7 separate regions of the Mus musculus genome follow, and all the other regions are linked to region 4. Evidence: chromatin loops called from intact Hi-C (ENCODE). Cell type or tissue: left cerebral cortex. All regions are shown on one strand. Region 1 has its middle 62 kb from the start of Vwa5b1. Region 2 overlaps Pla2g2f (phospholipase A2, group IIF). Region 3 overlaps Gm32770 (a long non-coding RNA gene). Region 4 has its middle 7.4 kb from the start of Camk2n1. Region 5 has its middle 12 kb from the start of Gm32930. Region 6 has its middle 13 kb from the start of Gm32871. Region 7 overlaps Pla2g2e (phospholipase A2, group IIE).

The links. A loop is a pair of places that touch in the nucleus more often than their neighbours do. Peaks named below come from ENCODE experiments on the same cell type or tissue, not always from the same donor. Only the 100,000 strongest peaks of a DNase experiment are listed, where the experiment ranks them.
Region 1: a loop joins it to region 4, with 9 times the contacts of the local background. A loop is called at or near these places in 31 of 42 quality-filtered maps.
Region 2: it touches region 4 in a loop (6-fold over the local background); 3 of 42 quality-filtered maps call a loop at or near these places.
Region 3: a loop joins it to region 4, with 9 times the contacts of the local background. A loop is called at or near these places in 37 of 42 quality-filtered maps.
Region 5: a loop joins it to region 4, with 9 times the contacts of the local background. A loop is called at or near these places in 35 of 42 quality-filtered maps.
Region 6: it touches region 4 in a loop (4-fold over the local background); 7 of 42 quality-filtered maps call a loop at or near these places.
Region 7: it touches region 4 in a loop (8-fold over the local background); 2 of 42 quality-filtered maps call a loop at or near these places.

Annotation. Positions count from the first base shown.
Region 1 is chr4:138,560,243-138,564,242 of GRCm38, forward strand. It overlaps a transcript of Vwa5b1 not described here. Among named protein-coding and RNA genes, the nearest start is that of Vwa5b1, 62 kb to the right of the region's middle. In left cerebral cortex, a CTCF peak has its summit at 1,941 (motif pointing left); DNase peaks (open chromatin) are centred at 350, 515, 1,947, 2,558 and 1 more place; H3K27ac peaks cover 2,111 bases.
Region 2 is chr4:138,746,567-138,750,566 of GRCm38, forward strand. Pla2g2f (phospholipase A2, group IIF) reads right to left here. Exons shown (of 5, transcript NM_001360875.1): 5 at 3,967-4,000. Among named protein-coding and RNA genes, the nearest start is that of Pla2g2f, 9.0 kb to the right of the region's middle. In left cerebral cortex, CTCF peaks have their summits at 1,425 and 2,292 (motif pointing right); DNase peaks (open chromatin) are centred at 503, 1,399 and 2,296; H3K27ac peaks cover 2,423 bases.
Region 3 is chr4:138,698,244-138,702,243 of GRCm38, forward strand. Gm32770 (a long non-coding RNA gene) reads left to right here. Exons shown (of 5, transcript XR_390863.2): 2 at 2,042-2,212; 3 at 2,312-2,436; 4 at 3,137-3,232. Among named protein-coding and RNA genes, the nearest start is that of Gm32770, 23 kb to the left of the region's middle. In left cerebral cortex, CTCF peaks have their summits at 2,176 (motif pointing left) and 2,381; a DNase peak (open chromatin) is centred at 2,146; H3K27ac peaks cover 2,627 bases.
Region 4 is chr4:138,445,700-138,449,699 of GRCm38, forward strand. No RefSeq gene overlaps it. Among named protein-coding and RNA genes, the nearest start is that of Camk2n1, 7.4 kb to the right of the region's middle. In left cerebral cortex, a CTCF peak has its summit at 1,880 (motif pointing right); DNase peaks (open chromatin) are centred at 784, 1,401, 1,888, 2,299 and 2 more places; H3K27ac peaks cover 2,533 bases.
Region 5 is chr4:138,849,396-138,853,395 of GRCm38, forward strand. It overlaps a transcript of Pla2g5 not described here. Among named protein-coding and RNA genes, the nearest start is that of Gm32930, 12 kb to the right of the region's middle. In left cerebral cortex, a CTCF peak has its summit at 2,295 (motif pointing left); DNase peaks (open chromatin) are centred at 2,282, 2,854 and 3,749; H3K27ac peaks cover 2,429 bases.
Region 6 is chr4:138,791,811-138,795,810 of GRCm38, forward strand. No RefSeq gene overlaps it. Among named protein-coding and RNA genes, the nearest start is that of Gm32871, 13 kb to the left of the region's middle. In left cerebral cortex, a CTCF peak has its summit at 1,674; DNase peaks (open chromatin) are centred at 951 and 1,664.
Region 7 is chr4:138,882,428-138,886,427 of GRCm38, forward strand. It overlaps Pla2g2e (phospholipase A2, group IIE), which reads left to right. Exons shown (of 5, transcript NM_012044.2): 5 at 1-387. The coding sequence ends at 130. Among named protein-coding and RNA genes, the nearest start is that of Pla2g2e, 6.5 kb to the left of the region's middle. In left cerebral cortex, a CTCF peak has its summit at 2,080 (motif pointing left); DNase peaks (open chromatin) are centred at 919 and 2,053; H3K27ac peaks cover 1,265 bases.

The DNA of each region.
Region 1 (4,000 bases), 110 kb after region 4:
TCACATACAATGCACACACTCACACACACTCACACATGCACACACACTCACATACAATGCACACACTCACTCACACTCACATACACGTGCTCACACACATGCACACACTCACTCACACCCATTCACACTCATGCACACACATCCATACACTCACACACGCTTATAAAATAATAATATTAACACATTTAAAAGGGAGCAACTTAGCTAAAGTGAAGTCATCTGGCTGGGCCCTGACTCAGAGTCTTTGTTAAAAAAAGCGTGCTGGAGATAGGAACCTCTGGGGAGGCTGCACAGCAGTTGCCTGTACTGAACACTCATGCGTGGTGCTTTGCTGTGACAGCCTAGCATGGCAGTGCAGGCAGGGACTTCATTTTGCTTCTAGGTTTAGTAGGTGACATGGCTTGTCAATAGAGGGAAAGATCTCGGGTATGACACATAAGAAGTGACCAGAAAGTGGGACCCCCAGTCCAGATGAGAGATCTTGCCTGTGAGGTTGAGTCCAGACTTTCCCTCTTGAGGCAGAGGGAGCCTAGAGGATGCTTGAGTCTTCCCTGGTTGCAGTGTGGAGGCTGGATATGAAGCCATCATCTGCAGGCAGGGAGAACAGCTGGCATAGCACAGCAGGGATCTGAGCAGAGTCTGGGGTGACGGTGTGGATATGTCAGGGAAGAGTGAAGGGTGGTACGCATGAGAAGCCAAGGTTTCTATTCTCATTCATTCACTCATTCATTTACTCATTCTCTCATTCGCTTTATATCCCGATTGCAGCCTCTCCTCCAATCCCACACTCTCACCTCCATCCTCCCTTGCCCGGCACATCGAGGTGCATCAGGACTAAGCTCATCTTCCTGCACTAAGTCCAGCTAGGGGAGAGGGATCCAAAGACAGGCAACAGAGTCCGAGTCAGGCTTCATCCAACAGCGGATGGAAACAGATGCAAAGATGCACAGCCAGACATTAGGCCGAGTTCAGAGAGTCCTGTGGAAGAGTCGGGAGAAGGATTAGGAGCCCGCAGGCTTAAGGACGACACAAGACCTACAGGGACAACTCACCTGGCCCATGGGGGCTCACAGAGACTGAGACACCAAGCAAAGGTCTCCACTCTTAAAATTCCATCTGTCCCTTCCGTTTCTCGCCCTGAATTTGGTGATGTTTGGTATATCTAACTTTTTATACTCAGTATGCAAAGATCATGGGGCTTGAGTCATTTCAGGTCCCTTCTGGAGTGAATGACAGAAAGGATGGTCCTAACCTGATCACTGACTGAAGCCAGTGCTTACACGGGTGCTATGGGAGTGGGAGAAGCTTTGCCTTGAAGGATGTCATAGCCAATGAAGGAGACAGAGCTCTATTTGAGAACCCCTGTCTGATGAAGGACATAAAATCCCTGCCCGTGAAAGGCCTCCAATCTGATGGGGGCAGGGTGGTATGCAGCAGTACACACACACACACACACACACACACACACACACACACACACACACACACACACACAGAGAGAGAGAGAGAGAGAGAGAGAGTTAGAGTTGGGAGCTCCTAGTCTAATGGAAGACATAGACCACTCCCCCTCACCACTAATAAAATAGGAAGTTACTATTGAGAGGACGTCTGGGCAGTTTGTCTGAAAGAAGTAGGCATTGCCTGAGGTTGTGGGGAGTGGTGCAAATATTTTGGAGGAGAGGAGGAGGAATGGGCCAAGCAGGCAAGGACCACATAGTTACTTTCTCCTGCAAAGGTCAGCCAGCCTGGGGTCTGAACACACAGCTCTGTACATGGCGCCTGTCAGCCGGCTTCTGGGCTGCTACAAAGTGCTTGGTTTTAGCAGAGAGGAGAGAGGTGGTTGACAGGAACAGCCTGGGTCGTGGGGCACCATCCTTACGCTTGCTCCTCAGTTCCCATACCCAGGCTGTGTACAGCCCTGGTCTGGGAAGGCAGTGCACACCCACAGCGCCCTCTGCTGGATGTCAGGATGGCACTGCCAACTTGAGTGCAGAAGAGATCTGGTAAACAGCTCCTGCTTTCCAGCAGGGAGTTCCAGGTTCAGAAGTCACCCAGGCCGGGGTGGGGGTGGGGTGGGGTGGGGGGGTGGGGATGGGGGGTAGTGGGGTGACACAGGGAAGGTGTCAACGCCTGGCAGAACGTGTATCTACCCGCTGGATCTGAGGTCTGAGGCTTTTCTGGGACCAGTTTGTCTTAGGATGGCTGAGAAAGCTATAGCAAACAGCTTCCCTACTGTCGGCTGAGCCGGGTTTTAAAGTGGGGTCTGGCCCACCTTCTAGGTATCTGGGATAGGAAAGGGCCCTTTGCATCACATATCACTAAGATGATCCAGGGCTCATTGTGCAATAGAGCATGTGCGTCCCTTTCTTCTTCCAAGACCCTAGACCTGGGCTGGACGTTGGGTGTGCTCCGGCTGGATGCTCCCAGGGTCACAGTGAGTGAGTGCAGCTGGGGCTTCCAGCAGAATGATGGAGTTTGACAGGGTGGGGCTGGAGTCCTCTTGGTAGACCAGGATGAGGGGACCTGAGAGCTCACGGGGAGCTCAGGCTATGGTGTGATAGGCAACAGTGCCCTGCAGGGTACAGGCTGTTATCATGCCCAGAATCCCGGGTGTGGTCAGTTCCTGTCTTACGGAGATGCTGGAGTTAGCCCAGGAGTCCCTTTTAATCTTTAGTGCATCCTTACCAGTGTGAGGGACAAGGAGGTCCTCACCGCCATCCTGGCCTGGCCTTTACAGGAGGGTCAGTAGAACATGAGGGGGAAGTGCCATCAGGGTGTCACCGACTGCTTTAGCTCAGCCTGTTGGCATTCCTGTGGGAACTGATAGTGCTTCATTGCGATGTTTGGGGGCTGGTGGGAAATTCCTAATTTAGTCAACCACTTCCCCTGCAGTCTGCTAAGGGCTTGTATTGATCACGTTTCCTGTTGCTGTGACCAAAATTCCTGACAAGAAGCAGCTTAAGGGGGTGGGGTTCTTTCTGTCTTACAGTTCAAGGGAGTGCAATTGAACATGGCAGGGGAGTTGTCAGCAGGTCACATGACATTACATCTGTAACCAGGAAGCAGAGGCTCGTGGAAGGTGGTACTTAGCTTACTCACTGTCTTTCATGCAGCCTGGGACATCAGTCCGTGGGGTGTCCTACCTGAAGTGAAGGCGAGTCTCATACTTAAGCTAAGCCAATCTAGAGAACCCCTCATAGACATGCCCAGAGATGCATTTCCTAGGTGGTTCCAGTTCAGGTCACATTGACAATCAATATTGACCACTGTGGGGGTCACCAGTTTGGGGGAAAAGGTGAGTTGCTTTGTGATGTCCAAACGAGCCCCATACTTGTTTGGGGGAGACAAGTTTGGAAGCTGTGGCCTGTTGAATAAACACATTTTATGGATGCTGTTTAATTAAACACAGTTCAGCATCCTAATTTTAAACTATGTCCCATAGGAAGAGAAGGTATTCTATTCTTTGTAAGTTAGAAAGTCTCAGTTGTTAACATCCTTCCTGGTCACTCTCTGTTACAGAAGGCTTGGGATAGCAGGCAACACAGATGAACTCTGCTAGGAGACCATGCGCACATCTGGCTCGGGTCCTCCACTGGATAGTGCCAACATCTGTGTTGGTTTGACTGGCGGCTTTCTCAGGCTGTCGGGCCAGCTCCATGGGTGCACTTGTGATGGCCTGGGCGGAATTGGTACCCCGGGGGTAGTCCCTAGCTAATGCCTGAGTGGCGCTGGTACTCACGTGACCTGTTTCTTTTAAACTTGAGGTTTTTATCACTCTGGGTCCCAGAATTCCTGGTAGGAACTGTGACCAACTTCTCAGGTTTAAAACCTCCCCACGACCTCTCAGTCCCCAGCAAACCAAGACCGTCGGTCATCTTAGGAGAAAGCCTTGCCAAGTCAGGGGCAGCTTACTAAGGAAGGTGAACTGGTCCCTGTCCTGCTAGTTTGGCCTCTGAGAACAAAAGGACCGGACACAAGTCAAATCTTGTCACACCAACAG
Region 2 (4,000 bases), 300 kb after region 4:
CAACCCCAGCCCCTGCTGCTGGCACAGGTAGCCTCTGAGTGCTGATCTAGTGCACACCAGCAACTCCTGACCCATCCCAAGGCAGGCGCTGTCCAACCCCCTGGTCTCTGTCACCCAGCTGGCATTGCTGCCCAACAGCTTGAACCTGACCATGTCCAGGAACTCCCCTTCATAGGCTGAGCCTAGATGAAGCAGAACTGGGAAAGGGAGAGCTCAGAGGTCAGTCTTGGACCCAGGAAGCCATGTTCCTGGTTCTGGCTGTGCCTGAGGGACACAAAAGAAGTGGCTTGTGATTCAGAGTTGGCTAGAAGGGAGAGAGGCTGGAATAAGGGCGACCTCCCCCAGCCTCCTCCTCTAGTTTTCTCACTGTGGTGAGTGGCTGGTGTGTGTGTCACCCAGTGTGCTTTTTCGTGCACGGTCTCACTGATCACTGGAGAGACCCTAGGACTCGGTGACTCACTCTTGGATCACTAGTGGAAATGAAGGCTTGTGTCTGCAGCGCGCCGGAAGGCAAGCCTGGTCTCCCGATTTGAAATCTGGCTCATTTCCACGATGTCTACTTCCTTACAAACCATCTGGATTGGAATCACCTAGGAGACACACCTCCAAGTGCTCCTTTGAGGGTGTTTATGAGGTAGTTTGAGGAGAGAAGACCAACTCTGTATATGGTAGACACCATTTCATGGCTAGGGACCCAGACTGAATAAAAAGGGGTAAAGGAGAAAGGTAGTTGGTCGCTAGCCTTCTCCCTCTCCCTCCTTCCCCTCCCTCCCTCCCTCCTCCCTCCTTCTTCTTCTTTCCTCCCTCCTCCCTCTCTCCTCCCTCCCTCCTCCCTGACTGTAGGCCAACATACCCAGCTGCCACAAGCTCTGGCTCCCATGCCTTCTCCACCACAATGGACTGTGTATGACCTCAAACAAATCCTTAAAAGCCCCAAACAATCCCTTCCTTAAGTAGCTCTGCCAGGAAGGAACTCTGTCACAGCAAAATCAACTAAGACACATCCCCCTTTATAGGAGAGGGCTATTAGATGCGAAGCTTTCTGAGGTTATGGCTCAATGGAGTCAGGGGGCAATTCTTGGGTGACAATGACTAACTTATGTGGCCTCTCTGGGAGTTAACCTCCTCACTTATAAAGGAAACGGTGAAGAGTGCCCAGCTCAGGCGGCTGCCAAGCTGGAGAGATAAGGCAGCTTGGGGCACAGTGTGCATATAGTAGCTGCTCAGTTACTCCTTGACTGACTCCTGCTCAGTGGGCTGCTCTTGCGTGGTGGCCCTTACAGGGAAGTCTGGTTTGGCTTTGCCAGGATCCTGTCTCTGAGTCTAGGAAATGTCAGTATTTCTCTCCAGAACCTTGCTTGTCACAGTCACAGTGGCATCAGCTGCTCGTTAGGAAGCCACAACTGGGGAGCCTGACAGCTGGTGTCGCTGTGCCAGCCTCGGGGGAGGAAGGGCTGTGTTCACAGTCAAGGCTGGGCTGAGTAAATAGCCGTGCTCCAGCCCAGCACCTATTGCATGCACACGGAGCCCGGCTCAGCCCAGCCCAGCCCAGTACCTACTGCATGCACACGGAGCCCGGCTCAGCCCAGCCCAGCCCAGTACCTACTGTATGCACACGGAGCCCAGCTCAGCCCAGCCCAGCCCAGGGCGAAGGGGCCTGTGAGCTTGGGAAGTAAGTGTCCCCCCACTCCCTCCTCCTTAAGCTCCCTTCAACTCCCCCCACCCCACCCCCCAATCAGGACCAGACTGGTTCATTAATCCACAGCGTTGTCTCTGCCAGGTTTCTGTTTGTGGGGAAGGTCATGGCCAATCCATTTCTTCCTCTTCCTGCTCCTATTTGCCTACCTGACTTCGAGACCCATAGGTGATCAACACCAGAACCAGAGGCGTCATCACCAGCTCCAACCCTTTCTGTCCTCCATGCCAGACCCTGTACTAGGTCATGCGCCTTCTTGACCTGAGTCCCACCCGACTCCCAGACCTCTGCTGTGCACTCACCAGTCGCAGAGTGCAGAGGCTGAGACTTGGAGGGGTGATGTGACTTGCCCAGGGTCCTGTGGCCAGCCAGTGGCTGAGCTGGGTACCACCTAGTCCACTGTCTTTGCCTGAAACGTCTGGCGGTTTTGAGAGGTAGTATTGGTGTCCATGAAAAGATGGTGGAGGTAATATCCTTTTGCTCCAGGGGAACATTGGCTGCCTGGGGTGAGATCTGTCTGTGGGATAGGGACCCCACTGTAGTTCCACAGCAGAGGAGCCAATGTGGTGAATAGCACCAGGTGTGACCTATACTGACCACCAGGTGTCACCCAAGTCCTAGAAAAACAGTCATAAATCTGGCCTCAGTGGGAGAGGATGCACCTAGCCCCACAGACACTTGATGTGCCAGGGTGAGGAGATATTGGGGGGTGGGGGTGCACAGCAGACAACCTCAGGGCTCAGAAAGGCTGAGCCGGAGTAACAAAGGAGAGACAGACTGTGGGAGTGAGGAGCCCACCTCAAGGTCCTGGTTTTCCTGCCCTTCCTCTCTCCCCAGCCCTACCCGAATGGCCTCTGGGCATCCCTGGGACGCCCCTCTCCCCACCAGACTTGGAACATCTTCATCTGTACTGGCATACCACAGAGCACCGTGTGTGAAGGTTAAGGCCTTCCTCACCCGCCAGGCCTGGGCTCTTGGGGAACAGAGGCCATACCCAGGAGACACTAAGGATACAGAGTCTCTGTCTTCTTCTAGAATCTCCTAATGAGCTGGGTCTGCGATGCAGAAAGGCTGCTCCACTAAGGACTGAGGCAAGGGACAGAAGCTGTGTGTGTCAGCCTCCCCTCCCTTGGGAACTTCTTCCCCCATACCCCCAGGAACACTGGGCTGGGCTGGTTTTGTCCACTTTACACATCCTACAGTTGGGAAAGAAGGAGTTTCTACTGAGATGTTGCCTCCATCAAACTGGCCAGCAGTGGTACCTATGGGGCATTTTCTTGATTAGTGATTGACGTGGGAGGGTCCAGACTCTGTGGGCCGGTCCATCCCTAGGCAGGGTTGAATAAGAAAGAAAGCTGAGCAAGCCATAGGGAGCAACTTAGAGAGCTGCTTTCTTCTGTTTCCTGCCGCTGGCCCTGCTGAAAGCCCTACCCTGACTTCCCTCAATGATCAACGGTGACAGAGATGCATAAGGCAGATAAACCCTGGGCTCCCCCAGTTGCCTGTTGGTCGTGATGATTGTCTCAGCATTAGACATCAAAGTTGGACAAACACTCGTGCCTCTGGACACTGTGCCCATTCAGGAACCAGACGAGAAGACGTAAAGGAACCTGAATGGGAGAGGAGGCAGGGGCTGGGACCTAGATGGGTTTGCTCCATGGCTTCCTGTGGCTGCCCCACTTTCTCTATCTGAGGCATCTGGCCTCAAAACTAGTACCAGGAGGAGACTGATTTCCTGCCTCTCTCTGACCCTCCCACCCTCATTCAGCTCACTAAGATAGCTGCCATTTTCCTGGCTGCCCTATCAGGCTGTGACCTTTAGGCCAGAGGTTCCATCACAGAAGGGACAACCAGAGATACAGCCCTAAAAGAGGGCGGTGTCCGCACCTCAGCCACTCGTTGCTGCACATCAGTGTGGAAGCACAAAGGGAGGGGTAGTCGATGGCCGTTTGCATGATTCGGAGCACAGCTGTGGCTTCAGAGACTTTGGGACAGTGCCCCGGGCAAGGTGGATGCCTGAAGCAGCCCACACAGGTTGTCATCATGGAGTGGTGGGTCCCCACGCCCCTGTCCATCACCTGGGCATCACCTTCCTCCCTTCTCAGCTGTGCCTTTAGCCTCACCGGGCCGTATCTCCCCACAAGCATAGGGGTGAGGGAAAGATGGAGCTCGGCCAGCCGTGACACGTAAAGGAACCTGCCTTCCTCGGTACTGGAGACCTAGGAGTGCATCCCTGTACCCACCCTGACCCTAAGAAGGACCCAGCAGTGGCAGCCAAGACAGGAGGGTTTTTATTAGTTTGGG
Region 3 (4,000 bases), 250 kb after region 4:
TGCCAGGCAAGCATTCCACCACTGAGCTATACTGCCAGCCCCCAAAGCTCGAGTCCCAGCCTTCTCTCTCTGACACAAGAGGATTCACTGTTAGGAATCACTGAACTGCCTAGCGTAGGTGCTGTGCTCAGCGGTGAGCCAGGATAGGAAGGCAAGAGACACCATTCCTCACCACACAGACAGCAAACAGGAAGCTATGAGAGACCAGAGCTTTGAAGGTGCTGAACAGAGGTGCCCAGAAGACTGCAGGAGTAAATAACAGAGAATCAGTGAAGCATGGGGGGTGGTCACAGTACAACTGGACCAGTCAGAACCTGCAGGTATTCACAGTTTCTGAGAATGAAGCAGGTCATGTTAGGGAATATTGGAACTCATTATTGCTCTAGTACTTAATGAACTGAGTTCTGGAGGGTACTGAATACAACTTTAGCAGGGCTTACAATAACAACAGTATTACAAAAGATAACAAGCACTTTACCATTGACATTATGTAAAGGTATTTATGTAAGACCAGCATTGAGATGGAAATATACAAAGTAGTTCTTTTATAGTAGTTAGACTATAAATTAATTTTCATGATTTTTTTCCAACATTACATTGCCTCCAATTTAAAGAGAAAAACAAAATCTGCAGTAGCTTGTCAGGTCTATTTTTCTGTTGCTCTGATTAAATACCCTAACAAAAGCAACTTAAGGGGAAAGGGTAGTTAAGTTGGCTCACAGTTACAGGTTACAGCCCATCACTGTGGAGAAATGAGAGCAGCAAGAACTTGAAGCAGCCAATCATATCACAGACACAGTCCAGAGACAAGAGCAGTGGATTAATGCTTTCTCCAGTTGGATACAGCACAGGGCCTTCTGCCTAGGGAATGGTAGCACCCTCAGTGGGCAGTTTTTCCTATCTCAATTAACACAATGTCAAAGTAATTCCTTATAAACCAATCTAGTCTAAAAGATCCTTCATAGAGACTTCCTTGCCAGGTGACTCTAATAGTATGTCAAGTTAACAATTAAAACTGTCCCAGTAGCCAAAAACATTCCAATTTTAAAAATCAACTGAGAAAGCATCTATGGTAAGGTTAAGAAAGGAATCTTTAAAACAGTTCAACCATCCACACATTTCACAGGACTTGTGGCCTTTGGAAAAAGATTCTACAAGAAAAAAAAATATTTTTTAGGGAAATACTGAAAGCTGCTCAGAAACCAACATATCTCAGGCACTAAGGATTTGCTATTGATATTTTTCAAATGTCAGAACAAAACAATTCTCAATGCAAGAAGAAAAGTTCACTTTTTATTACACAAACACTACAACCCAAGTTCTGCTCTGTTTCTCACATTTGAGTATTTTCCCATATATACCCCAAAACCTCGTGTAGCTTTAGCTATATTTTTATTATGTAATATCCATCCCCCTCAATACCACTACAAGAATTCTAAAACAGTGATTTTGGTTATTCAAAGAAGGGCTTAGTGACTATGTGTTAAACACGGTAGTTCTGGAACATTTATTGGTGTGTACTGACCTTCACCTTTTACAATTATATTGTATTGAGGGTCTAGGGAGATGGCTCAGTTGGTAGATGTGCTTGCCGAGCACGTGTGAGGATGTTGAGTTTTATCCCTAGAACATAATTAAAATGCTAGCTTGCATCTGTACACTCGCGCACACACACACAAGCGCACACACACACAAGTGCACACACACACAAATAAGATTATAGCCAAGAGAAAAGCAATGCCAGCCCTGTCATGTTGTGAGCTTGAGCAGAAAAGCTGAGGTGGCATGGACTGCCAGTTATCAAGGACTTGTAGCAGGGACTCTGACACAGAGACATCTTGGAATCTTTGGTTCTTCGAGGCTGGTTTCTTGAAGGGCCAGCCCAGCCTGGATCAGAAACCTCTGTGCCACCATATCCCCGTGTTTACCATGTGGGATTTGGATCTGGGGCTTAACTAAGACACACTCTTTGAAAACCAAATCGATTTGTGAGACTCAAAGTTCTTGACCATTTCCCGTTCTGTCCTGATTCTACCTGCAGAGCCCAGTTGTACGTCTTGACTTGGTCCAAGGAGTGCAGCATCCTGGTACCTGCCTCCTTCTCAGCCAGCTGGAACCAGTAGAACGCCGCCTGGTCTGCTCCAGGCCTTATTTGCTGCATTTAGAGGCACAGTGCCATCTAGTGGACAGAAAAGCCTCTTCATGCTCTGAGGTTTGTGGGGGTTTGTCGTCTTGTTTGTTTGTTTGTTTAATTAGTAGGGAATGGTGGTAAATAGACTGAACGAATGAGTTGTCGTCCTTTGATTCCCAGGAACACCTAGAGACAGAAACTGTTCTCTCGAATTCCACAGAGCCAGCCAGTGCCTGCAACTGACTTACAGAACCTCTTGGCCCAGTCTTGGTTCAGGGTTTTTGGGACCATGCCACAGAGAGCAGGTGAAAATACTTCTGGCTTTGGTTGAGTAGCAGCTCTGGCCTCAGCTGGTGGGTGTGTGCTGGGGTTGGTCGCTGGAGGACCTCTGCTGCTCTATGCAATACCTTGGCTCGGCTCTGGGCGATAGGTGCAGACTCTGGGCAAGTTCAGTTGTCTAGGTACTGCCGTCTCTTTCTTGCTCTGAAACTCAGCCGTGTGAGGGACTATGCAGAACTGGGGTGGGGGATGGAACTAAATGCCACAGAGGGCTCTTTGTGCCTGAAGACAGAGAAGGAACATGTACAGCATTCCTCGCCCCCTCTCCTGCCTACAGGTCACCTCCAGTCTCTGGTCTCTCTCCTGCTCCCTTTTCCTATTTAAAATCTCCTGCAGCTGTGGGGTCCTGGTCTCCAAGGACATGGCTGTTTAGGTCCCCAACAAGGGGTGAAAACAGCATGCTTTCTTTTTGCTTTCTGGGATGGACTAGGAGAGACTGCACAGCACTAGGGCTCTTCAGCCAATCTGTGTCTAAAAGGTGCACACTGAGCGGACACTGAGAAGAGTGCCACCCCTCCCCCTGCCCAGAGGGAGAGACTACCTGATGTTGAACTTTCAAAATTCCAAAGTGTTGGATTGAAACATACGTCGTGCTTTGGCATGACCCTCCGTCCAGATTCTTTGCCTACCGAGGGAAGCAAAATGCTTTCTTGTCTTCTCTTTCAGTGGCTGGGCTTTCCCGTTACTTTTGGACCATCATCCCAGCAAGAAGGATGGATGGATCCGTCTTGCCTGAAGCTTGACGCCTCACAGAGTCTACAGGTCAGAATATGAGTACAAAGAGGCTGTGTGTGAAAGTATAACAACATAAAAACAGAATTCTAGGCCTTTAGGCCCAGGCTTGGAAATGTGGCCTTTGTAAAGGTATGCTAATCATAAAACAGATAGCAACATTCCTCCACCCACCCGCTTCCTGGGTTCAAAGAGTGCTCATTCAAAGAAAGTCACCCAGAACCTGCAATGCAAATGTGCTATTGTTAGGGACTCTTAAAAGCTGTCTTGAGAGTTAACAATTACCAGGTATTCCTTGTGACTCTTGTAACTTTACACTTCCTTGTGACTCTTAACTGGTATCTTTGGTATCTTCCAACATCGCCCTCCCCACTTCCTTAAGTTGTGGTTTCTTCCTTTAAATACCCCCTTACCCAGCTACTCGGGGCGCCACGGTCCTCTACCCCTGCGTGGTGTATGACCATGGGCCTGAGAGCGCTCTTGAATAAAAATCCTCTTGCAATTTGCAGCAAGACCCGTTTCTTGTGGGTGATTTTGGGGTGTCGCCTCTCCTGAGTCAGAACGTGGGGGAGCCCTCACGTTGTGGGTCTTTCATGTGCAGTTCAACGTCTTAATTTTTCCTCCCTCCCTCCCTCCCTCTTTCCTTCCTTCCTTGCTCCAAGCTACTTTGAGTTTGGAGAACTTCTCTGCCTCTTTGCTTTTTCTATCTCAAAGAATCCAACTCTAAGACCTTTGCTGTCTGGAATGTCCTAAACCGGCCAAGACTAGACAAAGCCTTTAATGCCAAGGGCCCTGGCT
Region 4 (4,000 bases):
TCCATTGCTGTGGCCCCCTTAAGCTCCTTTCCTTGTATTCTAGGGCTTTTCTAGCCCGTAGACCCAGGCTCTTCCACCTACCTTCTGCAAACCAGTCCAGCGGCCCATGGACCACATGGCGTGGCTCATCACAGCAATGGTCCTTGCTCCTGGTACAGAGTTCCTGTATCAGTTGCCTTTCTTATGGCTTTAACCAAATACCGGACAAAAGCAACTTAAAGGAGAAAGTGTTTATTTTGGCTCACAGTTTTAGGGGAACCAGTCCACCATGGTGGGGCAGGAGTGATGGTGGGCATTTTGCTTACATCTGTGCAGAAGACAAAGCAGAGAAAAATGAGAGCTTGGCTTGCTTTCTCCCTTTCCCCTTTTTACTCGGTCTAAGAGCCCAGTCCGTGGGACAGTGATACCAACACTCACGAGGGTCACAGACACACCCAGGCAGTAGATCACATCACCTAGGTGAGTAGCTCTCAACCCTTTGGGAGTTGAATGATTCTTAATGATTCATAACAGTAGCAACATTGCAGTTACGAAGTAGCAAAGAAAATAATTTTATGGTTGGGGTCACCACAAAGGGAGGAACTGCATTAAAGGGCCGAGAACCCCTGCCCTAGGTGATTCTAAATCCAGGTAACAAAGAAGATCAACCTCACACCTGTCCATGGACTGAAGGGAGGCTGCCTGGAGGAGCTGGCCTATGGTCCACAGATGAGTGCAGCAACTTGGATGCTAAGTGATGGGAGGGGGGCTCTTTTAGGGCCTGTGTACCAACAGGGGTGACTCATATAGGAGGGACATCATGTGAAGTGACTCACCCAGAGAGTTGAAGATTCTACACAAGCACACCAGGGCACCGTTACCAGACTATGGTAACTAAACTTCCCAAACAGAGAGCTAAAAGATTCAAACTCTGGTTTTCTTTGGTCCTGGATCCATTTTTTTTTTTTTTTAAATAAAGACAAGGTCTTAACTATACAGTGCAGAATGGCCTCGAACTCAGGTCCTTCCTGCCTCAGCCTCCAGAATGGTGCGCCTGACTGCCGTGTGATCTCTGTCCTGTGGTGGAACCTCTCTGACCTCCAGTTCTAACTAGAAAAGGAGCAGGTGGGATTCAAACACTCCAAAGCTCCATCCAGCTCAGCCATTTCGTGTGTCCACAAGATGGAGAGCGGAAGAGGTGCTTGGGGGCCCTCCTGTGGGCTGGGCATCTGGGAGCTGTGCCGCTTCGTTTTGGCCTAGCTGTACCACAGCCGCAGGATGGCGTTTGTGGAGAGCCGGGGTGCGCAGCACATTTCCTCTCTAATTAGATAGCGTTAACTTAACCATTTAGAATGAGATAAGTTTCCATCCGTGATGTCCCTAGTTGCTCCCCGAAGTGCTCATTAGTCACTTCCCTGCAGCTGCCTTATTGTTTTCCAGATGCCAGCCGGGGGACTTGGCATTTCCCTTCCCTGATTGGAGTGGGCAAAGCTGAGCTGGGAACACAGGCAGGCATCGCAGGGAGGGGCTTTGCGGCTTCTGCTCTTCCTCCTCGTGCCTTCCGGCCCACCACCTCACTTTAGGGGGTCCTCCTGTGGGCTCAAAGCAGCTACCTATTATTCTGGGTTGAGACTGGCGGCGTGGCGGCCACAGAAAAGCTCAACACGTTTATGAGGCCTTTAATGTGCCTGGCATCTGAGTGCCTGAGGGTACAAAGGAGTGCCTGGCATCTGAGTGCCTGAGGGTACAAAGGAGTGCTTGCTCCTGCTCTTCACAGCCTTCCCTCCCTAGCCAGGTGCTCCTCAGGAGGGCGCTTCAAGCTTGCTTGCAATATTTATCCATCCTCCTCTCTGCCACCCTTCCCCGGCTCTACTCCAAGTGAGAAGCCTCCCATAGCGCAGCGTCTGATATGACCACCAGGTGGTGCTGTGCGCCCACAGTTGAGGACTTCCGGGGACGTTGGAAGAGAAACAGGTTATGACCAGAGGCCTGTGCAATTGTCTAGACCGGGAGGCCTGGGAAAAGGCCTCAGAGGTCTGAGAGAAGACTCTAGCTAGGGAGGACCCCAGGCTGCCAAGCCCAGGACCACCTTGGCACACCCTGGTAAGGATGAAATTGAAATTCTGGAGTTTCCACCTTCCTTGCCCAGCTCACCAGGGCACTGGCTGAAAGTGTGAGACTTTGGAGACACTCTGCAAAGTGCTGGAATGGAGAAGGGGGTCCTCACATTACTCCCGCTGTGGTTTCCCAAGCGCTCACGTCTTTCAATGCGCTAGCCATCTTTCCCTTACTCAACTAGATATGCATAATGCATCAGATGTCTTAAAATATGCGCATGACTTCACGCAGGGGAGGGATGCTGGGGAAAAAACCCTTATGACACAGATTTTAGCTTCTGATTTTTCTCTGGGAGAAATTTTACTTCTCCCCAGCCTGGCTCTTTGCCAGCTCTCACTCCCCTCTCTCCTGTCCTTACCCACTCCCCCTCCGCCACTGCCCCCACCCCTACCCCTATCCCCAGCTGCCTGCCTCCTTTGCCTCTAGCTGCCTTTTCTCCTCTTCCTCCTATGCCCTGGCCCTTTTCATTATGACCCTTCCTGATGGTTGGATTGGTCTTCTCCGCTGACCACTTTTTAGCTCTTTTTGATTTCTGTGGACCTTCCTCGTCCTCTCATCGTGTTCCGATCTGGCCCCGCCCCCTGGACCAAATAGCTTTCTGCACTCAACCACCCCTGCCCCAGGGCTGCCAGGCAGATCCTCCCTAATTCTGCATGGGCTGCCCTTCAGCCACCCACTCTGCCTGTTTGTTAAACGGGGATTTCTGTCCATCTCTCCAGATCCCAAGGGCTAAGGGCGAAGGGACCCACTGCATGGAACTGTTGTTCCCTGTTTTGGTTTAAGGTACAGACTCCATCCGTACCTTGCCTGAGCCTCACTCTCTCATTTGATGTCTGAGAGGAACTCTGGCTCAGAGAGGGCAGTGCTGTCTCCAGGTTACACGGGGGCGGCAGCGGGGGCGGGGGGGGGGGAGTAATGGGGAGGAAGGGGTTTGCCCCCACTAACTAGTGCTTCGAAAGCTGCTCCGAGTCTCTTCACAGGATGGCTTTCTCACCTGACGGAACTATGGGGCCATCCTGCTTTCTGTATGGAGACTGGGCTCAGCAGCTAGTTGGTGTGTCTCTCTTGCCAGGGTTGAGAGAGCTCTCTGTTCTGAGCTCAGATCCAGGGCTCGCCTTAGCTCATTCATTCCTTGGCTTATGGGCTGGAAGTGCGAACTGATTCAATGCTATGTTGTCCCAAGGACACCCTGGAGGGAGATGCCCCCGTGCTGTTTCTAGGACACAGCCTTCTCTTCATCATCTGAAAGCCCTTCAGGTTCCTAGAAATCTTGCACACAAGGTTTTGCACCTTGGGAAGAGAATTATCTCTTTCCTAGACTCCTTTGGCCTGGGACGAGTTCCCATGGTTACGGTGAGGCGGGGTGAAGAAGCTTGCACCCACTCTCCCAAATGCTGGCTTTCAGTGCCAAGGTGGCCTTGGGCTGTCACTTTGCTGTTCTGGCCTGGATGCCCTCAACTGTAAGATTGAGGTGACAGTTGACAGCCATCTTCCAGGGGCCTGCAGGTGGACATATGTGTATTTTGGTTGGCAGGACTTGAGCAGAGCAGGTGACAATCACTGGGTGGGGTGGAGCTTGGGGTCAGAGCTCTGTGACCTCTCTGGGCTGGAATGGGGTCAGCTTCTCTTTTGTCCGCCCCACCCCCCACCCCTTTACCAGTCATGTTTTGACTCCATTCTTATTGAAATCAAGGCTTTTTTTTTTTTTTTAAAGGTGTATGGGTGTTTTTGTCTGTTTGTGCACCAAGTGTGTGTCTGGTGGGGGAAGAGAGCATTGAATTTTCTGGGTGTGGGATACCATGTGGGTTTGGGGAACCTAACTCAGGTCCCTTACAAGAGTAGCTGGTATTCTTAATCGCCGAACCATCTGTCCAGTCCGTGGGGCAGAAGCTTCTTGGGAGCC
Region 5 (4,000 bases), 400 kb after region 4:
AGTGTATGTCTAACCACGTGTGTCTTTGCTGGTACGTGGTCACTGTGTGCTTGTCTCTGACTGGTCTTGAGTGTGTGAATGAACGCTGTTTCTTTTTTCCTGCCCTCAGCCACCTAGACCCAATCCTCCTCTTGGTTTTCTGGCCACTGGATCTAATACCACAGGGATTCAGGTTTTACTTACATATGAATAATTTTGAAGTTGTTTTATACTGTTCTCCTGCTATTTTATACTGTCCTGTTTCATTGCTAGCTCTGAAAAATGGGGTATTACAAACACACAGACACAAACAAATCACCAGCACGAACACACAAACACGCATGCATATTCAAACATCAACACATATATACATGCACAAACAAACACACCTGAATGCATACACAAACTCACAAGCACAAGCACACAGGCATTTGAAAACATGCGCATAAACATGTATACACACACATGCACACACAAAAACTCACATGTGGAGTACAAATACAAAATCACACAAACACACAAAATATACATTCATAAGCACACATGCATACAAACCCAGGAACCAACATGCAGATGTTAAAAAAAACCCACAAACACAAATTCATGCAAAAGAAACCCACACATGCACACAAAAGACACACACATGTGTACACACGTACACCAAGAACACACAAGCATACAAATGTTCACATACAAACACATATATGCCTGTATACACACACATGCCTACATGTGTGCACAAACATAAGCTCACACACAAATTCATTAGGGCACACAGACACACATAAATATAATGTGTACACATGCAAAACCAACACACACAATGTGCATGCATGCATATGCCCGCAAAGAGACACCAACACACAGACATCCATGAACACACATGTGCAGATGCACAGACACACGCATTCACACACAAACTCACAGAGAACATATAAACAGACAGATGCATACACACATAAAATGCATGCAAATGAAAATGCATGTAAATGAAAAAGCACACACAAACAGAAGCACATACAAACCCTCACTAGAGTGGACTGTCCCCTCCCCCCACCATTCTTGAACTCCAGACACCTGACTCAGACACACTGTGTTGTTAGTTATTAAGTCAGCTACTTCTTGATGTGGGATCCACTCTGTCTCTCAGAAATCTTTAAGAACAATGCCTCATTGTATCTAAGGGAAGGCTTGGCACTTGCCCGCTCCTGTTCTGTCTCTGTCTCTCTCTCTCACACACATACAGAGAGAGAGAGAGAGAGAGAGAGAGAGAGAGAGAGAGAGAGAGAGAGAGACCGTAGCTACACTATGCTCCTGTCTGCCTATGACACTAACAACTCTCCAAATAAAACTCTCTCCTTTCTCCTTTTTTTTTTGTTCCCTTCAAAATCCCGCTCTGTCGTCCAGGCAGATGAGGTTGGCCATGACTCTCCCACCTCGACCTCCTGAGGGCTGGAATTTCAGACATGAGCCGTTATCCCTAGATCTCTATTTTCTCTGACCAACACATGTAAACCAACGTGTGTGTTAAATATTTGATTTTGGCTGCGTGTGGAGGTATACACTCTAATCTCAGCACCCAGGAAGCAGAGGCAGGCAGATGAGAACTGCCTCAAATCACAACAAACAAGGAGTTAAACCTTGTAATAGGAAATTCCTTTTGGATTTTTTTTTAGTGAAAAGGAATATGCGCTCTTCTGATCCCTTAACCATTTGCCACTTCCAGGAAGAAAGATTTCCTAACCTAAGAACGGGGGGGAGATAGATGTGGCTGCAGTCCTCAGACCTCAGCAGACAAGTTTCTGTGTGCGGTGGGCAGCACTTAGCACACAAATTCACACTGGCCAGAGAGCACCTGTCTGCTTCCCAGAGGCAAACCAGCCCATCCAAGTCTGCCTGACTCTCCTTTGTATTTGCCCCAGTGATATGAATCTCTGAGCACAGAGCCCCAGACCCTCTTGCCCCTTTCTTTGCGGAATAAACCTAATGGCTGAATTTCGGTGTGATTTAAGCGTCTACGGTTGAGGCAAGTTTCTTCTCTTCCCCTCCACACAGGGGACAGGCACCCTTATTATATAAAGTGATTAGCTGTTTTTTTCTTTGTGCCACAAGTTTGAAAGTAGTAAAATGTCACCTGCAGGTTCTTGAGAAAAGATGTTCGGCCACCCAGAGCTCTGAACTGTCCCTCTGATGTTGGCTTGTGTAATTTGGGTGGTGAAGATGGGAGAAAAGGCAATGTGAAACCCAGAGTCTTCCCCACTCAGCACACGTCCCCATTAGATGGGGCTGGACGGTCCTATGCTGCCATCTACTGGGCACTGGGCCTCCCTGCAGCTTGGGATGGGTGGCATAAATTATCTTCCAGGTGCCCCTGAGACTCTCCAAGGATAGAAACCATATCGTAGCTCCCTCTGAGAATTTGTAATACCTGGAGTCTGAACTGTGAATAGCTGCAACTAAAGGTTTGACTGGGCCTTTTAAGATGCTAGCCAGGAAAATGGCTAAGCCTGGGCCTTAGGTTCTCAACCTGTGGGTTGTGTCCCCTTTGAGGGTCAAATGACCCTTTCATAGGGGTTGCATATCAGATATCAATATTACAATTCATAGCAGTAGCAAAATTATAGCTATGAAGTAGCAAGGAAAATAATTTTGTGGTTGGGGGGGGTCACCACAGCATGAAGAACTGTATTGAAGGCTCGCAGCATTGGGACGTTTCAGGATTACTGAAGGAGAAATCTTTACAAATGACCATCAGCCAAGAACTGTCCACTAAACCTTGCACTAAAGGAATATTGATAGGTTTGGGGGTAAGACATTGTTTACAATGAACATGTGTTGGCCACAGATAAGACAGGCGGAGACCCATCTTGGTGGCAAAGGCCCATAAATAAACCCAGGAAGCTGAGGCTTGTGGGCTGCCAATCTGAGGCCAGTCTGAGATAGAAAAAGAGCTCTCATTCAAAGGGAGAATTGCAGAAAAGCAGGGGGGAGGGATTATGGAGAGAGGAAAGCTCAGGATGGAAGCGTTGGGTCAGGAGCTATGGTCCCACAGATCAAGTCACACCCAGCTGCCCATACAGCCTGGAGAAGGTGACAGATAGCCCCTCTGTGACCTTGCACTATGGGCTAAACTTCTCCTGACCCCCAGAAACAGAGCAAATCTGGTTACAAGCAGGTACTCTGTACTAACTACATGGCATGGGACCATAGGAATCCTCTGTCTGTGTGTGTGTATGTCTGTGTGTGTATCTATGTGTGTGTGTGTTTGTGTGTGTCTATGTGTGTGTGTCTGTGTGTGTATGTGTGTCTGTCTGTGTGTGTGTCTGTCTGTGTTTGTCTGGCTGTCTGCCTGTGTGTCTGTGTGTGTCTTTCTGTCTGCCTATCTGTCTGTATGCCTGTGCATGTGTGTGTGTGTGTGTGTGTGTGTGTGTATGTGTGTGCATGTGTGTCTGTGTATGTATGTGTGTGTGTGTCTGTGTACAGATCTGCATTTGGAGGTCAGAGGACCACCATGGGAATCAGTTCTCTTTCCACCATGTGGGTTCCAGGAATCACTCAGCTTATAAACCCCCTCACCGGTGCTCTGAGCCCTCTCGCCCGCCCCCCAGGCTCTTTTAAACAGCACTAATTTTGCCTTTCACGCAGACACTTATCCATCCTTTTTTCTGTTTACAAGATTGGAATTTTTCCATCCGTGAGCTGCCTAGCTTCCCTTCTTCTTGTAAGGACTCTTTTAGAGGCAGTATTTTCCATCCTGCAATATTTTTAGAAGCTTCTGCATTCAAATCAAAAATTATACCTCATTGTCTCTAAGGTGTGGGATTCCCACACACATACCTCCAAAAGTGACACTCTTGGGTGAGCAGTCTGGTCCTTCTGGAATGTTCCACATTGCAGCTCTGCAAACGCCAGCAGCAACTCTCTCACTGAATTCACTCGGTTTCAGTTATAAGCTTTTATCACCAAATTTAGGGTCACATATTAGGCCTGGGCTATGAGGGTCACACTCATCTACCATGAC
Region 6 (4,000 bases), 350 kb after region 4:
GCCTCTCACCAGGACAAATGACATCTATCCCTCGAGCCAAGGCTGAGCCACGGAGCCAAAAGGCAAGATACATTCTAGACTAAACTAGCCCAGTGTACTCTATGGGTCCAGTTGTCAGTGCTGGGGGCCTCCTGAGTTCTAGGCTGCAGTCTCTTGAGTGCACGTCGCTGGCACTCTCTGAGCCTCAACTACTATGCGTGAAGAGGAATTTCAGTCCTGTCTCCACCAGTTTCGAATCATGATGATGAAATATGTACTATGGCTTTATAGCACAGGGGCCCATGTGGAACCCAGCATCTGTGGCCATCATGGTGACTGTCAGCATCAGAGGCGATGGGTGATGTGTTTTATTGACACTTTTTATGGCTGTGTCCTTCAGTCTCTCCCCAGGGCTCATTGTCACCCAGGGCAGCTTATTTGTGCCCCATGAAATGATCCAGAAAGCCACGGAGAAGTGATGTGTCTGCTGTCACTGTGACTTGGGGAGCCAAGAGTAGTAGCTCATGGATGCCACCAAGACATAACTCTTCTCCTGGGACAGCAGCCTCCTAGCAAAGCACTGGAGCGCTGTCCAGGTCCCTTGAGTTGTCCTGTGAATTGGCTACAGGGAGGCTTGGATTGCTTGGACCGCCCCAAACTCCAGAGTCAGAGAGCCTGTTTTGAGTTCTACCTCCATCACAGATTGGAGTACAACCTTCCTCAAGACTCTTTCAGTTCTCAGGTTCCCTCTTAGTTGTGTGGGCTTCTGGGAGATTTGGCCTGGGTCAGAACACTTGGTAAAGGGCAGTCCTACAATCTGAGGCGTTCCACACTGGAATGAACCTTCCACGAGGCTGCAGGCCTGTCCAGACTGAGAGATGATCTGGAAGGTAATGACAGGCTCACAGTTTACAGCCCACAGGTTTATTGGAAACCTGAGTAAGCTTGGCCCAGCAACTGGCTCGCTTTGATTCATGGGAAACCAGTCAGACAACATTCTGAACTTGCTAGATCGGCAGTTCATGACAGATGACTCAACGAATTTTAGACACTGAGATAAACAATCCTCACTCAGTTCGAGTTGGGTGCTCAGACTTGACACGTGGCTTGGCTCATCTCCAGACTCTGAATCTTTGCATAGACGAATATGTGACTCCGAAATGCAGCCTTTCTCCCTCTAAGGGTCTCTTGTGTTTTCCTAAGCTTTTCCCTGTGCTAGGGAAAGATCAGTAAGTCCGTGGTTATAGATTGGTGCAGGGGGATTGACCTGATGACCCAGAATCATTCAGAAAGGGTAAGAAAGGGCAGGTGATGTCTATGAAGTGCTTGTTGCATGTACATGAGGATTTAAGTTTGATACCCTAAACCCTACAACCTATGTAAAATATTCTTCATGGTATTTAACACCTGTGAGCCCATCTAAGGAGGCAGGGGATGGGTAGACACCCGGTGCTGGCTGGCTGGCTAATTTGTATAGCTGGATTGAGAGCTTCAGATTCAGTGAGAGCCTCCCAGGATCACCTACCCTCTGGCAACACACACACACACACTCACACACGGGAATATATGAGTACATGTGTGCACACATGCAGAAATACACACACAGAGAGGGAGGATTAACTGGGAGGGAGATTGGCTAGGAAGGGAAGGGGGCTGAGGGAGATCAGAAGAGGAAGGAGGACCCCTGCTGGGGAGGATGGAGATGACACACTGTCTTGAAGAGGAAGGTCTGGAGCAGAGCCTTGGTGTAGAAGACTTTGCTGGTTAGGTGGAGCTGGTGCATAGGGCCCGATACACACACAGGCAAAGGGTGGAGTGTGGGAATGGGCAGCCACTGGGAGCAGTTGCAGGCTTGTTTGCCCAGTGTTCAATTAGAGTCTCCCTGACAGCACTGTCTCACTCACAACGGCCGTCTTCCTCCTGAAATCTCACTGGTGCTTCCCTATAGGAGAACTCTGGTCACATCCACTGAGGTAATCCATGAGGCTCAGGAGAAGAGAGGGGAGGGGCTCCTCCTTACCTCTGGCTCACAGCTGTCCCAACTCTCCTTCCTTGTGTTTAGGGGCTGACATTGCAGTTAAGAGTGTTCAGGCTTGGTTTGGTGATCCGCTCCCATGACACACACCATTTATCAAGTGCCGACTGTATGCCAGGCAATAGGATGTGTGCTTCCAACCGGTAGCACATTATCAGGTAGACATGCCCAGCAAACTAATGAAGGTGTTTATGAGCTCACTAGACAGCCATAGAACTGAGGCACAGAGAACAGAAATCAAAGGCCTTAGGTCACCTGTGGAAGCTGTGAGCCGCATTCTGGTTTTGGATTGTTTATTTGTTTTTAAGGTTGCTTTCGTGTGTGTGTGTGTGTGTGTGTGTGTGTGTGTGTGTGTGTGTGTATGTCTGTGCGCATGTACATGTGAATACAGATGCCTGAGAAGTCCAGAAGAGGGCAGGCACTGGATCTCCTAGAGCTGCACATACGGGCAGTTGTGAGCTGCCTACGATGGGAGCTGGGGAGACTAAACTCAGATCATCCGCAAACGCACCAGATATGCTGAACAGTGAAACCATCTCTCTAGCGCCCTCAACCTCTTTGAGACAGAGACTCAAGTAGCCCAGGCTGTCATTGAACTCTGAAATTGAACACTGAACTCAAGGTCAGCCGAAGATGACCTTGAACCCCTGAGCCTTCTGCCTCTGCATCCCAAGTGCTGGGAATACAGGAATACACCACCACGCCCAGCAATTGTCTACTTTTGATAACTCTTGATTGAAGCATTAAGACAGAAGGCCAACCATGTGACCACCTCTTATTCAAACAGCCAGGTGCTTGTAGAAAGCGTAGGTGAACATTAGCAAGACAAACCTGGACCTTCAGCAAGACAAACCTGGACCTTCTCACACAATCCACCAATCGTATCTTAAGTAACGTGGCAGGTGGGGGGCAGGGTGTCAAGGCTTCTGTGTTTCCTGCCCACATCCCCAGCCCCATGTCCTATACATTCCTGCTGTCCTTTGCTGGTGGCATTGCATGTGGCTTTATGACTTGGTAGATACAGCAACAAATTAGCTATGCCCATCAGAAGGAATGTCTCAACAGAGTCCAGGCCATGAGACCCCTGGAGCTGCTTCTTAGACAGCAGACCTTTGAAAGAAAGAATTAAAATTCAATGTCCATGACTCATGCAGCTTGCTAGTTAGGAGGGCTTTTTGAGCCTAGAGCAAAGAACAAAGGCTGTAAAGTCATCCCAGGAACCAACTAGCCATAAAGATAGGGAAGACATAAAAGAATGTCCTGACTGGCCCAGCGCCTCCCTATCCCCCGCCCTTCTGACCTAAGTTAAATGTTAACTGGATGCTCTGCTGTTACCTCGATCTGCACATACAGTCTGCTGATATTTAAATGAACCAATCATGTGAAACCGCGCCAATTCCTCCCCCAGCCCCAGACTCATTTCTATAAAAACCCCTAGCTTTTGAGCCATGTGGCCGACAACTGCTGTCTCCTGTGTGAGATACATTTCGGCCCAGAGCTCCGTCATTAAACTACCTCGTGTGTTTGCATCAAGACAGTCTCTAGTGTTTCTTTGGGTGCACACCGAATTGGAAATTGAGTGGGGGGGTTCCCCACTTGGTTCTTTCACATTGTGTTATTGTAAAGTGTGTTTCAGTTGGAGGTGACCGTGCACACCTGTAACCCCATCCTGGTCTACATGGCAAATTCCAGGCCAGCCAGGGCTATATATCAAGACCCTGTCACCCTAATCCCCCAGGACAGAAAGAAAGATGGATGGAAAGAAGGAAAGACAAGACAGCCAGACAGACAGGCAGTCAGGCAGAAAAAAGGAAGGGAGGGAAGAAAGAAGGGAAGGAGGGAGGGAGAGAGATGGGGGGAGAGACGGGAGGGAGAGGGAGAGACAGAGACAGAGAGAGAGAGAGAATTCTGGCTAGTCATCAGGTCTGTCCAGCAGACCTGTGGGACAGTAGGGTGATGTCTTGTGAACTGAGAAGTGTTCCCGTT
Region 7 (4,000 bases), 440 kb after region 4:
TTGCCAGCGGCATACCTGCGAGTGTGACAAGAGAGCCGCTCTCTGCTTTCGCCACAACCTGAACACTTACAACCGCAAGTATGCCCACTACCCCAACAAGCTGTGTACTGGGCCCACCCCACCCTGCTGAGGCCCTGCTCGGCTCCATAGCCACCCCAGGCTGCTGCAGTCTCAGGCCCAGAGAAGCTCGGAACCCAGATTCCTCTCCCAGCAGACTCATCCCGCCCCCCCCAGAGATCATGAGCCCTGGTCTCTGGCCTCCAGGACCACACCAGATCCACGGGATCAGCTGAAGAAGTCACGGGACTCGTCAGCGCTCACAAGATCCACTAAGTCGCCTCTGGCATCTCAATACCCTCTTCTGAATAAGAGAAGTCTATTTTCCTGTAACAGTCTTCCATTATTTCTTCAGACTTTACACAGTTGTTTACCTGCGTTCCCTCATCCATCCATCCATCCATCCATCCATCCAGTCATATTTTGAGCACCTATCCTGGGCCAGCACAATGCTAAGCACTGTCATACAGTAGGGAGAGAGGTGACATGGTGGCTCCTGTCTGTAGGGCCAGCCATAAGTCCTTTGTTTTCTACAGCAGTGAATTCCCACGTTTCCATGCCCTGAAACTCAGACTTTGAAACAGCCTGACCCAAGCTCACACAGAGGCCCACCCACCTGCCCCTGCCTCCTGAGGGCTGAGGTGAAGGTATGTGTCACCATGCCCAGGCCACACACCTCTCTCTCTCTCTCTCTCTCTCTCTCTCTCTCTCTCTCTCTCTCTCTCTCTCTCTCTCTCTCTCTCTCTCCAGTCTTATCCAAGACTGTCATGGTTCTCTCTGGAAGGAACATTTCTGGCCAGATGGCTTACTATGAGAAACAAACAAAAAAAAATGCAAACCTAAATATATGTTCCTGTTGTCATCAGACCTCAAAACGCCCCCACTGGCAAGGACTAATTTAGATGGGAAAGCAAACCCATCTTGTCCACCTTTAAAAAAAAACAGAAACACTTTTTTTTTTTTTGAGGTGAGGTCTTATGTAACCCAGGCTGGCCTTGAACTTGCTATGTAGCCAAAGATAACCATGAACTTCTGACCCTCCTGCCTCCACCTCCTGAGTGCTAGGATTCTGCGCTTTAACAACTGGTTTTACACAATACTGGGAAGAAACCCCCAGGCTTCCCTTGCGCTAGGCAAATGCCTATCAACTGAGGTCTGCCTCTAGTCCAATCTCCTTTTTGGATAGATGGGAATCTGAGGGCCAGAAGGGCAATACTCTGCCCAGAAGGTGAACTCCAGGCCCTTCACTGCTTGAAGAAGTGTGCACCAGCTGTGTCATCATGACATTCAGGTATGGCTGCATTAAGTGGACCTAACAGATGGAAGGTCCAGGTGTCTGTTCAGGTGCCCATCCAGGTGTCCATCCAGGTGTCTGTGCAGGTGTCTGTGCAGGTGCTCATCCAGGTGTCCTTGCAGGTGTCTGTGCAGGTGCCCATCCAGGTGTCCATGCAGGTGCCCATCCAGGTGTCCATGCAAGTGTCTGTGCAGGTGCCCATCCAGGTATGCATTCAGGTGTCCGTGCAGGTTAGCTGTGAGCCTACACAGCTGACTCGGGCTCTAAACACAGAGTCAGAAAAGAAGAGTTCAGCATGTTGGGATCATTAAAGGGTTCCCAGCAGGAGAGACCTGTGGCAGATTTTACTCCTAACTACAGCGGCAATACCTCAGCCATCTGTAATAAGTGGGCAGCAGCCTGAGCGAGAGGAGCTGGGTCCATGGCTCAAAGCAGCATAACTATCGCACAGGGTGAGTTTCACAGAGGACACCAGATAAACATCCACTCCCTTCATCTTCTTCATGGTATAACAAGATCTCTTCGAGCATGAAATCAAAGGGATGTGTCATGGGGAACTTTGAAAGGGGAAGCATCTCATCGCTTGAAAAAAGAAGAAGTGGGCGGCAGGTGCGTCTGTTGTGACTGACTCAAACAAGGCTATAAAGTAAAAAACTTGGGAGGGACACGAGCCTGACCCTCATTTGACAGGAAGTGTGGTCCTGTGGCGCCCTCTGGTGGCCATCTTTCAGACTGTTAGGAAGGATATAGGCTCTGGCTTATACTGGGTTTCCTGACTGAAGTGCACCCTGGGCTAGTGACAGGTGGCCTCACCACCATCAATGGGATGACAATGGACATGAAGGCAGGGGAAAGTCTAGAAAAGGGGCCTACAATGTGTGGGGAGACCAGAGGTTGTTTCTGGATATGGTTGACTGTAGGTCATTCTTTTTGTTTGTTTGGTTGTTTTGGTTGTTTTGTTTTGGAGACAGGGTTTCTCTGTATAGTCCTGGCTGTCCTGGAACTCACTTTGTAGACCAGGTTGGCCTCAAACTAAGAAATCCACCTGCCTCTGCCTCCTGAGTGCTGGGATCAAAGGCGTGCGCCACCATGCCCGGCTGACTGTAGGTCATTCTTGATGGACTAATAATTGTATAACCATCCAATAACTGAAATACTTTGAAACAAGACTCCTGAGAAGCCCACAGTGACCCAGCTTAGACCTCAGACCAGGCTGTAAGCCCGTGGACCACAGAGTCTTCGGTTTTTCCAGGACTCAATAACTATTCAGCGAATGAATCCAGAGTCCATCTAGATCCCATTTGCACGAGTCTGTCCCAGGTACAATCCCGGACACTGACTCAAGATTGGTGGAAACGGCTGACAAAGCAAGGAGAACCCTGAACTTGAAGTCAGATACAGACCTGTGTCCTTCTGATTCATAGCAGCAGGCTGTCTACGGAAGTGGTTCTCAACCCGTGGGTCACGACCCCCTTGGGACTGAGCAACCTTTTCACAGGGGTCACCCAAGACCATCAGAAAACATGGATACTTACATTATGGCTCATAACAGTAGCCAAATTACACTTGAGGAGTAGCAACAAAAATAAATTTATGGTTTGGAGGGGGGCACCACAACCTGAGGAACTGTAATACAGGGTCTCTGCATTAGGAAGGTGGAGAACCACTGCTCTAGGCAAGGCTCTTGCTGCCCAGGAGACTGATGGGCAGAGAGCAGCAGCTGCAGCAGTAACCATGGCAGCCATGTTGTTAGAAACCTCAGAGCTATGCCAGGCTGGCTGAGGCAGAACATCTTAGTTAGGGTTTGACTGCTGTGAACAGACACCGTAGCCAAGGCAACTCTTATAAGGACAACATTTCATTGGGGCTGGCTTACAGGTTCAGAGGGTCAGTCCAGTATCATCAAGGCAGGAACATGGCAGCATCCAGGCAGGCATGGTGCAGGAGGAGCTGAGAGTTCTACATCTTCATCTGAAGGCTGCTAGCAGAATACTGACTTCCAAACAGCTAGGATGAGGGTCTTAAGCCCACACCCATAGTGACACACCTACTCCAACAGGGCCACACCTTCTAATAGTGCCTCTCTCTGGGCCAAGCATATACAAACCATAACACAGAATCAGTCCAAAAACAGGATCCCCCACCCCACCCCAGGTGTGTAGGAAATCTAGGAGAGTTGCCAATTGTCACAAATGTTCGCACAAAGAAGATGGGACAGAGATAGCTTCCACACACACCTGTGCTCCAGTTTAGTTAAATATATATAAAGTGCATTTCGATGCCTACTGCAGGAACAGGCATTTGTGCCCTAAGACTTGATGGCTGTCAGAGTAGCAACATAACATTAAACGCTAGGTGTTTACAGAATCCAGGCCCTGAGTGCTTTATGTGAACTCGTTGGAGGGAGGGAGGCATGGATGGGTGATGTGGGGGTGGAGGGTGGGTGGATACATGGATGGATGGGTAGGTGAACGAGTGGATGGATGGATAGACATATGCATGTGTGCCTGTGTGGGTGAGGGTACGGGAGGATAGAGGTATGTATGATGAGTGGACTGCATGGGTGAGCAGGTGGATGGATGGGTAGGTGTGTGTATATGGGGGAATGAATGGGTGGGTTCGTGGAGAGATGTATATATATATGTGAAT